Regions from separate parts of the Homo sapiens genome. Here region 1 is linked to region 2. Evidence: read pairs that join two places in POLR2A ChIA-PET (ENCODE). Cell type or tissue: MCF 10A. All regions are shown on one strand. Links, peaks and the distances in the headings refer to the core of each region. The heading gives the core; the rest is flanking DNA.

Region 1 (6,714 bases), core at 549-5,548, 180 kb after region 2:
ACACACGTGCGACCTTTCCTATCCTGGAGCCACTTTGCCAGTATTGATCGCTGATTGCAAGGGAGCATGCTTTGCAACTGCATAGGAAATGATGTTTGTTGCCGCGAAGGTGGTGGCCTGCTAGGATAAAAGAGGTCGCACTCGCTGCCAGAAGAGGAAGGAGACCCCTGCGGTGAGCGACCGTCGCGGCAGACCCGGGACGCGACTTGGAGTCCTCGTTTGCACTCTCCCCGGTTGCAAAGTGGTCCTGTTATCTCCAGGCTCTGCTGACTCCTCCCTCCGCGGCTGCCTTTTGTCTTTGAAGCCGGAGACCGACAATGGATTATTATCTGTGCATGCAGGTGTTGTTGAAGAGAACAATTTGTGAACAATGGCCCTTCCCACGTTGTCCAAACATAACGATTGCTCCGCAGCTGTTATTTGCAGAACTCGTCACCTTTCTCGATGCTGCCGATGCTGCCGTTGAGCCGCCAGCTGTCCCCGAGCGCGGCTCCCCCGGCGCCGCCCACCGCCGACAACTCGGCCGCCCTCACTGCCCCTCAATGTCCCCCGCTGTCCCCCGATGCCTCCAGATGCCCGCCGCTGCTCCCCCCAGTGTCCCCCGTGCCCGCCGCTGCTCCACGACACAAGCTTCTTTTGGCTGCCTTGGCGCTCTCCGCCGCCCCCAGGCGACAAGACCCCCAGGCAGCCAGACTGTGCGGGGCCTTCCTCCCGTGCGCTGTCCCAGGGTCAAAGCACGCTCCCCAGGAACCTCCCATCCCATTCAGTATTCTTCGGGGAAAACAGAATGGACCCACGGGGTTGCTTGTGGACCTTGTTTCAAACACATGACCCACAGGTGTGGATCTCTGCCCTGTAAGATCTGGGTGAAATTGTCTTGAATCCACCAATTCTGCAGTCTAGGAATGTCCGAAACTCCTCCTCACTCCCCTACCCCTGAATCGTGCCAATTCCCAGGCCCTGCATCTGCCTGTGATTCTTTTAGTTCCCCCACCGACCCTAATGCAAAATGCAGCCCTTTCACTGGTTCTCAAAATCTGCTGCCATGAAGCAGTTCCTGAGAGATTTCACTGAAAACGAGAGGGTTTCCACCCAGAGAGGACACCTCTTGACTGACACTTTCAGCTACTGTCCCCACTCCCTTCTCACCCCTACATCCCTTGTTTCACCCAGGAGAAGAAATTCCTCTCCCCGGTTACACATAGAGCTACTCACCAGTCTCCAGGCCCTTCCCTCAAGCTTCACTACCCAATTCCTACCAAGGGTTTTCCAAGTGCCAAGGCTCCCTCTCCTTCAAGGAAGAAGCACTGTTTTATTCCTGGTACAAAGACCTTCAGTTCCCACTGGTGTCCTGCTGGCGCCAGAATGTCTGCTGGTCTGCCAGTTTCTCAAAAAGTTCACTGGCCTGCTGCAGTCTGTTTTCTCACTTAGGGACAATTCACATACAGTGGATGGTGAGCTTACGGTGGATGGTGAGCTACCAAGGAGCAGAATTTCATGACAGCATTCAGCCCTGGATGTCCAACAACAACCTAAAAAGGTCAGCTGCAAAATCTTGCAGGATGCAGTAGCCATGCTTTCAGGGGCAATACATAGTTAGATTGACATATCTATAATGCTGAATTAAAGCTGCCATAACCTTTTCCCAAATCCCTGAATGAAAGGTGACTTCAGTCTTCCTTAAGCCTCTCCATGAATTTGTGTACCCAACTGAAGATTAGACATGAGCATATTGTATTTCTTAGGTTAAATACTATCACTACCTTATGGTAAAGAACATTTTGACTCTGAGATGAAAATATTTCTGAAATTTATTGACATCAATTTCTAAGACCTCTGCTGTGCTCCAGTAGGGAGCCACAAAATAAATCGAACAGTCCCAGACCTCTTCCTCACCCCATTTTATGCTAATAACATACTCTCAAATAACCAGTCATGTCTTTTATGGGGTAACCTTGGGTCTACTTTCCTAACTTGTAGTTAAATAAAATGCATATAGTATAAACATGAAACACCCTGCAATTCCTTGTCCCCTCACTTTAAACCAAGAAAGGAGACAAAGACCAATCAAAAAAATTGTTTAAACCATGTCTTTGGTAACATCTCCTGGTTTGTTTTGGATTAAGGGTCTGAAGGGAAAACAATTGAAAAGCAAGTGTAAATCAGCTTCCCAAAGAGAACACTGAGAATTCCAGAGATCTGCATTTCTCAGGACACTTGAGAATTATGTCCACTGCCCCCACATTCCATAACACTGGGGCAGCCATGCAGATTCACGCAGGACCTGGCTTCATGAACGCAAGGTAAACCATTAGATTCAAGCTGGTCCACTCCACCAACTACCGCGTGTGGTTGCTTGGAACAGCAACAAGCCCACGCCTGCACTAGCCTTTAGGTTGGTCAAGTGGCTGCCCACCCAGGCACTGTCTCTGAGGCAGGGTTAGAATGTCACAGCCCGCCCTGGGAGGACAGGGGTCCTGTGCATGTTAACAAGCTCAGTGAAAGGAGGCAAACCACTTGCCTCAGCACCACATTAGGCTGGGGAAGTATAAACTGGAAACCATGCAAATATTTATCTTCAGGGACCTCCAAGAGACCTCTGGGAGAAGGAAAATAAATCTCTACACGTGTTTACTCATAATGATTCCAACAGGCCCATCTAAAAACGACTCCAGCATTTCATTAAACAGACTTCTTCAATGGTCACCGAGCTGTGTAAATACAGTATAAATAAAGGCACAGATCCTCTTTTCTGGCTGGCTGGAGGTGTCCAGTTTGGATACACAATCCCTTTCTCCCAGACCGATCCCTTCTCTGAGGGCCCAGAAAGCAAGAAGTGTACCGAAGGATGTTGTTTCCCTTTCCATTAGGGTTATTTGTGGAGGGACTTTCATTTTGAAAGCATCTATGCTCATTTTTACAGTTTTGGAGAAACAGAAATTTGAAAAAAGGGCAAAAGTCCTGTGTGAAGAATTTAGTACACTTAACAATCACCTTTGATCTGACAAGAAAGGTGATCGGATTAGTAAGCCCAAGAACATGGTGAAAAATGACTTCCAAATGGTCTCCTTCCTCATCTGGCCGGAATAACAAAGCTAATGTTGGACTCGAGTCTGACAACAAGAAGGAAAAGAGCATGACCTCAGAACATCCTCCTGTGGCAAGGGCCCCAGGTGATGCTGAGAAAGCACTTGCTTTTGGAAAAGGCCCCAGCATGCACACACACACACACACACACACACACACACACACACACACGCATTCCTTCCACACAATGACTTGGTGTAAAGAAAGCAGGAAAATCGCTCTCCAGGCTAAAGATTCCCCCATGCTTGTTATTAGTCACCTTTCCCTCCTCCCAACTCTTACTGGCAACTAGGCCAGGCAATGACTCAGGAGGGCAGGCAGCAGGAGAAGCTGGTTCAGCACCACGGCTTAAAAAACACCAAGGCCCCTTCAAGTGTATTTAACTCAGATTTACTAATCTAGTCACCTAGGGAGAGAAGAAGGGAGCCAAGGAGGGGTGCAGGTGTGTGTTTGGGACAAGGTGGGAAAGGAGAGGCATTTGGGCAATGTTAGTGGAAAAATGGAAGCCCCTGCTTTCCTAAAGATAGCTCATGTAAACCAGGAAGGACTCATTCAGATAACCTCTGCAGGTTTCACCATGAGCCATTCTGCTGTGGGCGACTCTTCTGCCTCCAGTACACCTCTGATATCACTGGTAAAATGAAGGGCCTCTAGCACCACACATTACCTACTGGAGGAGGATGTCAGCAGGTCATGAAGTATAACAGGTTCTCCAGGTGAAAGGGACAGATGGGAGCAACATGAAACTCAGACCTGGGCCAACCGTGAAAGCTGAGTGCCAGGACGCACCAAAGTCAGGCAGAGGGAAGACAATGGCAAACCTCTATGCCCCAGGACTGAAAGATTTCTCCCTGAACATGGTGGGCCCTTTCTTTGAGTATGATGTCTAATTTGGCCAACTTGTCAGATGGTATAAGTCCAAGGGAAACCTCACCTAGCACCGTCTGATGGAGTTTGAGGGTGGCACTTGTAACTGTCCTGCTCTCCTTTGTCTTTGTGCATTCGGCAAACTGTCTCTCCCATCTGGGTTCACTACTCAAGAGACCAGGCCAACAGCTTGTCCGTGCTAACCCTCCACTAATCACATCACAGACCTCCGAGTGCTCCCCACCCCGAACCTTGCCTGTCCTTTCCTGTCAGAGCAGGCTGCTCACACCCAGCCACAATGATGTGATTGCAGCAGAGCAGCTCCTTAAGTGGAACACTGGGGAGGATAACACCCTGCCTGAAATTTTCAACAATCACACACTCCCCAGCCCTGATGTTCTACACAGCACTTCCATTAGCATGATTTGCGACAGACTTACTAACCAAACCCCACTGCTTCTGGCTGGTATTCAGGCCCAAATACAAAGGAATGAGTAAAAGCTGTTTTCTCCCCAGCAGTATCTCGCCTCCTTGGCAGGTGGCAGAGGATGATGTATGGAATAGCTGGCATCTCCTCCTCCTCCTTGGAAAGGAATTCAGCACACAACACTGCTGTCAGCCAACCCACCAGCCAGCTGACTCTCTGAGGGCAGCGGCAGGCCGAGCAGCAAGGCTGGATGCAGCCGCCAGGTAAAGGAATAGGCCAATGAGGCCAAGGGACCTGCACCGGCACTGCCTCTCCCAGGGCCTGAATTCCTGGGCAGCCTCGGCCTCTACAGCCCACAGCCTATGCACCAGCCCACTAAACAAGCCTCCTCCATCCTCATGTGTAATCAATTATGTGAAAATCTCACTGGAACTTTCTTTTAATGTCCTTTCTAAAAGCCTAGCCATTCCATTAAATCTGCCCTTTAATCTACCCATGCTTCCTTTATTGCAATACATACATCAACACATTCCATGAGCCACAGAGCTATCTATAGAATATTAACAGTACCTTTCTTGTAAATGCTGACACATTCAGAATGGCTTCTGTATTTGTTTTATTTGTGTTCTTACACAGTCTGTGCTCCAGAGACTTTGGGGGCTCCTGCCAGGAGAGGCTGGTCATGCTGGGTCTCTCAAGTACTTCTCATCTGGCCCAGTGGTGGCTCCCAAGATCTTTACTCAGGGACCTGGGGCCACAGTCTGACTGGAGGTTTAGGAGCTTGTCTGAAGCTGGCTTTGCAGAGCAATCATGATGCATGTACTGATATTTAATGTTGATATGTAGAGGTTTGGAGTAGAAGGTCATGAAATAATGAGGAACCCAAAACCCTACCCCCATATTGGAGCTGCAGCCAATAAGATCAAGTGCAGCCATTGATTATGGTGCCAAGAAACCCCAGAGTCCTTCTAGAAGGAGCCTCAGAGCCAGCCAGCTCTCCGTCAAAAAGGAGGCATGCAAGATATCCTATTTCAATGGGCAAGTGGCAAGATTTAAAAGACAAACATGAGCATGTAGGTGACATGGAGTACCTAGAACTCACATGTTGATGAGGCAGTAAGCACTGTCATTAATTCAGCTTGTACCGAATAACACACACTATGTAAAAGCCTTGACTATACTAGCTCATTTAACCCTCAGCACAACCTTGTGAGGTAAGCATCACTAGCAACCCCATTTCAGAGACCAGAAAACTGAGCCCTTGTTCCAAGATCCAACAACCAGCAAGTGCTGGTCCCAGGCTTTGAAACCAGGTCTGTCTGGCTATGGAGTTTCCCTTCTCACTACATCCTTCAATCTCCCAGTTACACTAACCTTCACACAGGATTTCTGATTTCACTCCCTGCTATCAGCCCTCAAAACAACAACATTTTGGTGCCCCCCTCTTCGCTGGAAGCATAAGAGCAGACATTATAGGAAAGTGGCTAGCACAGATGACAGCATGCCAGGCCACCACATAACTGGTCAAAGCCACTGGAGCCGGTCCTCCAAGAAGGAAAGGTTAATGGTAAAGGCTGGATCCTCCCAGGCAATTTCCCATTGCCCAATGAGGAAGAAATGCAAGGGTGCTCTTAATCAGGTTATTGGCTCCTTTCTGATTCCAAACAGCTTTCTGTAATTTAGCAGACTTCTCAGGAAGGCAGCTCCTTGGTGCCACTTTCTTATCACAAGCCACCATCAGAAACTACCAGGAAATGAACCCTACTATCATCCTGGCATTTGCTACCTCACCCCAGCTCAGGTCACCTGGCCCCACGGAACTAGTGTTGCCGGATTCAGCCAAAACAAAACAGAACACGACCCAAGTTAAATTCCAATTTCAGATCAACAATGGATTTTTTTTTTTTAGTACAAGTACGTCACATGCAATCTTGTGAATGCTTATTCTAAAATATTACTTGTTGATTACCTGAATTTCAGTAACCCCTACAAGGGCCCCCAATACAGCACTTCTCTCTTCAAAAAACAAGCGTTCTAGTGAAGGTCAGAAACTATTACACAGAAGGTATATGAGATTTAACAAGCCACCCAGGCCCCTAATTAAGACCCAGGGAAAGTAAGCACACACTTCTAAAGCCCTTGCTTGGGGCTTGGTGAGAGCATCCTCCCACCAGGAGGAGCCTGGGCTAAACCCTAATTACCCCCAAGAAAAATCCAAATGTGTCCACATCACATTGATCTCTGTGGTTGCAAATTCATAGTTCCTTTCTTCATTCCTGTTCACAGGTAAGTCTCCATGTAACACACTTCTCAGATGGAGACAGGGAAACCCC
Region 2 (6,714 bases), core at 1,139-6,138:
ATATACATATGTATGTGTGTATATATATGCATACACCCACATATATACATATGTATACACACATACACGTGTGTATACACACGTGTGTGTATACGTGTGTATACACACGTCTGTGTATATATGTATACACATATGTCTGTGTATATGTATACACATGTCTATATATGTATACACATGTCTGTATATATGTATACACGTCTGTATATATGTATACACATACGTGTATACATATGTATGTGTATGCATACACACGTGTATATGTGCGTGTGCATACACACGTATGTGTGTATATGCGTGTGCATACCCACGTGTGTGTGTGCGCGTGTGCATACCCACGTGTGTGTATGTGCGTGTGTATACACACGTGTGTGTGCGTGTGTATACACACGTGTGTGTATATGGTTTTAATCACTGATCACAATTATCTCTTTTATTCATAGAAGTAAGACTGAGCTTTGCTCAAAGCTTTTCTGTCAAATATGAGGGGGAATCTGTTGACAGCCTGCAAAAGAAGACCCAGAACTTCTTAGTCCTGGAGATAGACATCCAGGAAAGAATTTAGAAACACCTGGGAGTCTTGGATGGTTGGCAGATAGGGCTCAGTTGGGTTTTTTTGTCTTTGGATCTGAGCTGCAGATAGGAAAATACACGACATCCATCCATGAGTGCCATGGGAAGTCATGAGTCAGATAAGAAGGAAGAACTGGAGATTAGAAAAAACAAGGAGAAAGAAAAAAGCAAAGAAGGGAAGGCTGTCAGAGGAGGTGTTCAAGTTAGCGTTCACTTTCAGGATGATGTCTGAAGGCCACTCTGACCTCTCTTATTTTGTACAATGTAGTATGTAACAGGCTGTTCATCATCAAATCACATCCATGCTTGCAAGTGACTCAAGTTGAGCCTGACATATAGAGTGACCAGGAGTTTGGGCACTTCATGTGCAGTTTCCCTTCCCCACTCTCCACAAGACCTCCTTGGGACAGATTCCATACCTGAGGGAATCAGGTCAAGACCGAGTGAGTCATCAGCTTACTTCAGGAACCCACCTGCTGGCTCCAGAGTGGCCCCGTCAGAGCAGGAATGGCTTGGCCAGAAGAACATCACTGAGGGTGCCACCCTCTACCAACTCAGCCCCTGAGCTAGGAGTAATTTAAAGGAAAATGGGTGACATGGCCCTTATTTCTAAGGTGCTGCGCTAATGAAGAGAAACTTGAAGGCAGACTTGTCTCCATGTGGGAGCATGGAGTACAAGATCTTAATCCCAAATACATACTTGTTTCATGAGAAACCCTGAGCCCTCCATGTCTCTTGGTCCTCCCTCTCCCATACTTATAAAGCAGGTTGGGCTGACTTTTCTTTGACTGACATGTCATACACATATAACATACAACATAGACCTATATGACTACATATATGACAATGACCGAGTTGCTATGTTTACTTGAAGTTGGGCTTTTTAAAAAACAACGAGGTTGGGCATGGTGGCTTATGCTTATAATCCCAGTACTTTGGGAGTCTAAGGCAGGAGGACTGCTTGAGACCAGGAGTTTGAGATCAGTCCTGGAAATTTAGTGAGACCCTGACTCTACCACAAAAATAAATTAAAAAAATAAAAAAATTAGCTGAGCAGAGTGGCATGCACCTGTAGTCCCAGCTACTCAGGAGGCTGAGGCAGGAGGATCCCTTAAGCGCAGGAGTTCAAGGTTACAGTGAGCTATGATCACCCCATTGTACTCCAGTCTGGGTGACAGAGCAAGACCCTGTCTCAATCCGTCAATCAATAAGGACAAGAAAGGAACTATACGGTACTCACTACTCAAAAATCTTGGTTTAGGAACCACTTCAGAGGTCATAAGGATTTTTGTGCCAAAAGAGACCTTAGAGATCGTGTAAAATTCAGTCTTCTCCTATGTATAGAGTTAAGGAAACTGAGACCCATAAAGGGTAAGGGGCAGAGCCAGGCCCAGCTTGTGAGTCTCCCTAATCCTAACAAGTACTTTCCCCAGAAAACCAGATTAAAATGAGAGTGGCATGTTCTTCTTCTCAACATCGCAACACACTAGGATTCATAGGGTTCTGCAGTGGCATACAAATCATGCAGTTGTAGAACAAACACTTGGCAGAGGCTGAGGCAATTTCATGGCTTCCACTGAGGCTGGATCTTCTGCCTTAATGGGGCACAATAATCACCAGTCACTGCCACCAAGGTTCCATACAAGGGCTTGCAATCTGCCTGGTTTCACACCATTTCTCAAACCAGAGGTCTTGTTGAGAAGAGACTGAGAAAAATCACCCCTCCTGCTGTAGGAAGAGGCTCTACCCTAAATTACATTGGTTTATTTCCACAAGTTCTTCCTAAAGTCAATCAGATCAAATCAACTTATTCTAATATGCCTTGAATTGTGCTTGCTTGTGACATCAGTGTGAATCCAGGTTAATTTTTCATATGTGAATGAAATTATTCTAAATAAAAACTGTTTTTAAACAGTTAAAGTATGAGTCACATGCTCAGTATTAAACAAAGAAACTTAGACAATAGAAGTGTATAAAACAGAAAGTGACATTTTCCACCCTGTCCAGTGCCCCTCCCTTGAGATAATCATTGTTAACAGTTTGGTTTACATCCTCCCTTTTATGCCCGTAGGAACATGTTTATAAGTATTTGGCTTTCAAACCTTGACTAATGTTTAAAAGCTCCTGTTTAAAGATCATAAGTCAAACTTCCTATTAATAATGCATTAAGCTCACTTTTGGGGTCCTAAAAACAAAAATAGTAAGTGCAGAATGAAAGCAACCTGGTTTTCTGTGACTACTTTTGGCAGGTTACCTCAAACAGGCAAACAAGTCAAATCTGGTAATTTAAAAACAGGACTCCAGCCTTGACCATAGTTAATAAGAACTATAAAACCAAATTATTTTCCAGTGCTATTGTGTGGAGTTGCAGAAAAGTCTCAAGCCTAGGAAAGTTCGATTTAATCCTAAATGTTATCTTATTTACCACTCATAATGAATCTACTTGGCAGAGTCTGGTGCTCTGGTTATTTCCTTTGGTTACAATAGTAACTATGGCTAGGGTGCTATTCCCCTGATGTTTGGGGAGGTGGTTATAAGTTGGTCTGATTTGAAGGACAAGTCTCTCTAGTCTCCCCATGACTAAAGCAAGTCCACACCCAGATACCCGAGGGTTGTGTCTCTACATGCCACAGCTGAGGCAATGTAACCTCAGGTGCTATTTATCTGAAGGGCTTCCAAGGCTGCTGAGCTCCTGGCAGCTGTTCAAGAAGGGACACCTGCATTTGGGAAAGAATAGTAGCTTCCCATGGCAAGCATTCACCGCTTGTGGACCTATAATTAGAAGGGGATAACATCTTGCAAGCTGACTGCTTGTTCTCATGGTCTCAGAAAAGCGATTAGTTTCCATTTCATCCCTTGTAGCTGAATAGGACACAGGGGGTCAGGTACAGGGAGTGCCTGTTTAGCACAAGTGCCTGATGAGGCTCCCTGCATTGTGGTCCTGGATGCCTTGTCCTGGTTAGCCAGAGGAAGAAAAAAGGTACAGCTTAAATAGTGTCAGAGCAAGCCAAGGCTGAGCAATTTTTGTCATTGCCCCTCACTTTCCCTCTCAGTTAGGCACAACTTTGACCTCGAACCTAAATTTCACCACAACTTTCTCTATGCCCCTGGAGTGCTGTTTTCTGCCTCAATTTATTCATCTGCAGAATAGGCTTAGCAGTGCCCATCTCTAAAGGAGGATCAGCCAGTCCATGCCAAAGATGGGTGTTGAAAATATAGATCAATGTCACAAAGTCTCACTTATAATAATCACAAAATACTACCCAATTTCTTCTGTTACCCTGGAATTTTTTTTTTACATCAATTACTACTTGAAGTAAGCTGGGGTAATGTTTTCTCAAACTGAGATTCACAAGTTCTGAGATAATTTTTTAAATTCGGGGCTTTTCTTTGGATTATGATCTAAGAAAAGTCATATCAGAGTGTTCTGGCCCATCAGGCTGACCATCTTGTAACTAAATACTGGCTTGAGTTCATTATCTGTGTTTGTGTTTCCAAGAGAACTGGTGCTAAACTTTCAATGTCGTATGCAACACTGTACACAACATCGTATACAAGACAGTGCACTAAATTTATTGGACAATCAACATAGTCGATCAATGGATAAAAACAAATATAAGAGCTAAAAATAACAGTGATAGGAACAATTAAGCCTCAAATAACGGCTCATCATATTCCAGATCAAAAGCAACAACCAGCTAGTGAAGCATGAAACAACCAAACACATCTTCCTCCTATTCAATCCAACACCAGCAATTTGGTTTCCATAAAATATCATTTATCACATTTTAAAAATATTCCTCATTTGAATTTCACTGATTTTTACAATTATGGATATTTAATTGATAAATGTATTTTACCATTATACTTGTTTAAGGGTCAAAAACCTAAGAAGCATATAACTAGTTTTGTTTGATGGTAATGAAGTAATGTTACTTAAAAAAATAATTTGAGTCATCACTTGGGCTAATAATTTTTTCCATGAAAAGCTGTATATAAACTAACCAAATCTGAGAAATACTGAATGAGGGCATTAGCTGGGTCTTGGTGCTCTTACTAAAGAGAAAATCTCATTCTAATGTTACCTATTAGAAAAGAATTTTGTCAGTAACTTTCCAGCAGAGATTTAAAGCTAGTAGATCTTCCTAATATGATTCATAGTCTTCTTTTAAAATGTGCACGCCACCACACCCAGCTAATTTTTGTAATTTTAGTAGAGACTGGGTTTCACCATGTTGGCCAGGCTGGTCTTGAACTCCTGACCTCAAGTGATCCACCCACCTCAGCCTCCCAAAGTGCTGGGATTGCAGGCATGAACCACTGCGCCTCGCCCTTACATGAATTTTTTTTCAGAAGGGTATTAGAACATTTTTGTCAGGTTTTCTCCAAAATCCTATTGGTTTTTTTTTTATTAGGAATGTGTTGGAAATTGGAGCTTAATTTGGGGGACTGACTTATTAATAATATATCTTTTTTTTTTTTCAGACAGAGTCTCGTTCTGTTGTCTTGGCTGCAGTGCAGTGGTATGGTCACAGCTTGCTGCAGCCTTGACCTCCCAGGCTCAGGTCCTTCCACCTCAGCCTCCCAAGTACCTAGGACGACAGGCACATACATACCACCATGCACAGCTAATTCTTAAATTATTTTTGTAAAGACAGGGTTCTACTTTCTAACACTATCACACTGGGGATTAGGTTCCAACATATGAGTTTGTGGGGGACAAACATTCAGACCATAGCACTATCTATATCTTATGGTGTGTGTGTCTTATTGTGAATGGAATCTATATTTTTATTATAATTTCTGTTTATTGCTTGCATACAGGAACAGCATTGATTTGCATAATTATTTTGTAATTGATTCCTCTGATTAGGTCTGATAATTGCTTCCATTCTTTTTCATCTGAATACCATTAATGGCAGATGCCATTTTAAGTAATGCTATTAACTCAAAAAATATTTAAATCTCTTATTTTGTGCAAATGAAACCACCATGAGATACCATCAGAATGGCAAGTATTAAAAAGTCAAAAAATAACAGATGCTGCAGAGAAAAGGAAACACTTATACACTGTTGATGAGAATGCAAACTAGTTCATCCACTGTTGAAAGCAGTTTGGGGGTTTCTCAAAGAACTTAAAACAGAACTACCATTCTACCCAGCAATCCCATGACTGGGTATAACCAGAGGAAAATAATGCATTCTATCAAAAAGACACGTGCATTTGCATCTTCATCACAGCACTATTCACAATAGCCAAGATACGGAATCAACCTAAGTGCCCATCAGCGCTGGATCGGATAAAGAAAATGTGGTATATAGACACCATGGAATACTATGCAGCCATAAAAAAGTAAAATCATGTCCTTTCCAGCAACATGGATGTGACAGGAGGCCATTATCCTAAGCAAATTAATGCAAGAACAGAAAATCAAATACCACATATTCTCACTTACAAGTGGGAGCTAAACACTGACTACACATAGACATAAAGATGGGAACAGTAGACATGGGACTACTAGTTGAGACAGGGAGGGAATGGGGAATGGGCTGAAAAACTACCTATTGGGTATTACGCCTACCACCTGGGCGACAGGACCATTTGTATCCCAAATGTCAGCATCACAACAATATATCCATGTAACAATTCTGCACGTGTGCCCCCAAATCAAAAATTCTAAAAATAATAAATAAATACCTCATTTTGGTCATGTTTGCATTGAATTCCTTAATATCATATTTGTTGTCATATAAATAAATTTACGGACACTATTTTATTAATAAAATTGATACTCCAGTGTGATGTGTCGTGCATATTTCCCAGTATGTTCATCCCAATTTGACAAACATAGTTTTTCAGTTACTTCCTCTGGTTTAGACAGTCTTCTAACAGATGGTCTAATTTTTAAATAAGGATTATTTTATCTCCATTAAATATTTATATCTCATAAAATAATATTTTGTTACAAAACAGTTCTTAATTAGTATGCTATGCTTTATTTAGTCAGATGCCTTACATTGCCTCTTAGTTTAGTGATAACACTGAATAATAGCACACTGTTGCATATTTCCAAACAGTGACAGGTCAGAAGTAAGAATCTGGTTGCTAATCTGCTGTGCTTGCGCTGTGTCAGACTCTGGCTT

What was found. ChIA-PET counts read pairs that join two places held together with the same protein. Peaks named below come from ENCODE experiments on the same cell type or tissue, not always from the same donor. Only the 100,000 strongest peaks of a DNase experiment are listed, where the experiment ranks them.
Region 1: POLR2A ChIA-PET joins it to region 2 with 32 read pairs; 2 of 35 experiments call an interaction of 5 or more read pairs at or near these places.

The regions. Positions count from the first base shown.
Region 1 is chr2:172,228,759-172,235,472 of GRCh38, reverse strand. No RefSeq gene overlaps it. Among named protein-coding and RNA genes, the nearest start is that of DLX2-DT, 130 kb to the right of the region's middle. RefSeq lists a silencer at 198-492. In MCF 10A, for the core only: no CTCF peak of the experiment used is centred there; DNase peaks (open chromatin) are centred at 3,352 and 4,522.
Region 2 is chr2:172,405,087-172,411,800 of GRCh38, reverse strand. No RefSeq gene overlaps it. Among named protein-coding and RNA genes, the nearest start is that of ITGA6, 19 kb to the left of the region's middle. In MCF 10A, for the core only: no CTCF peak of the experiment used is centred there; a DNase peak (open chromatin) is centred at 3,240.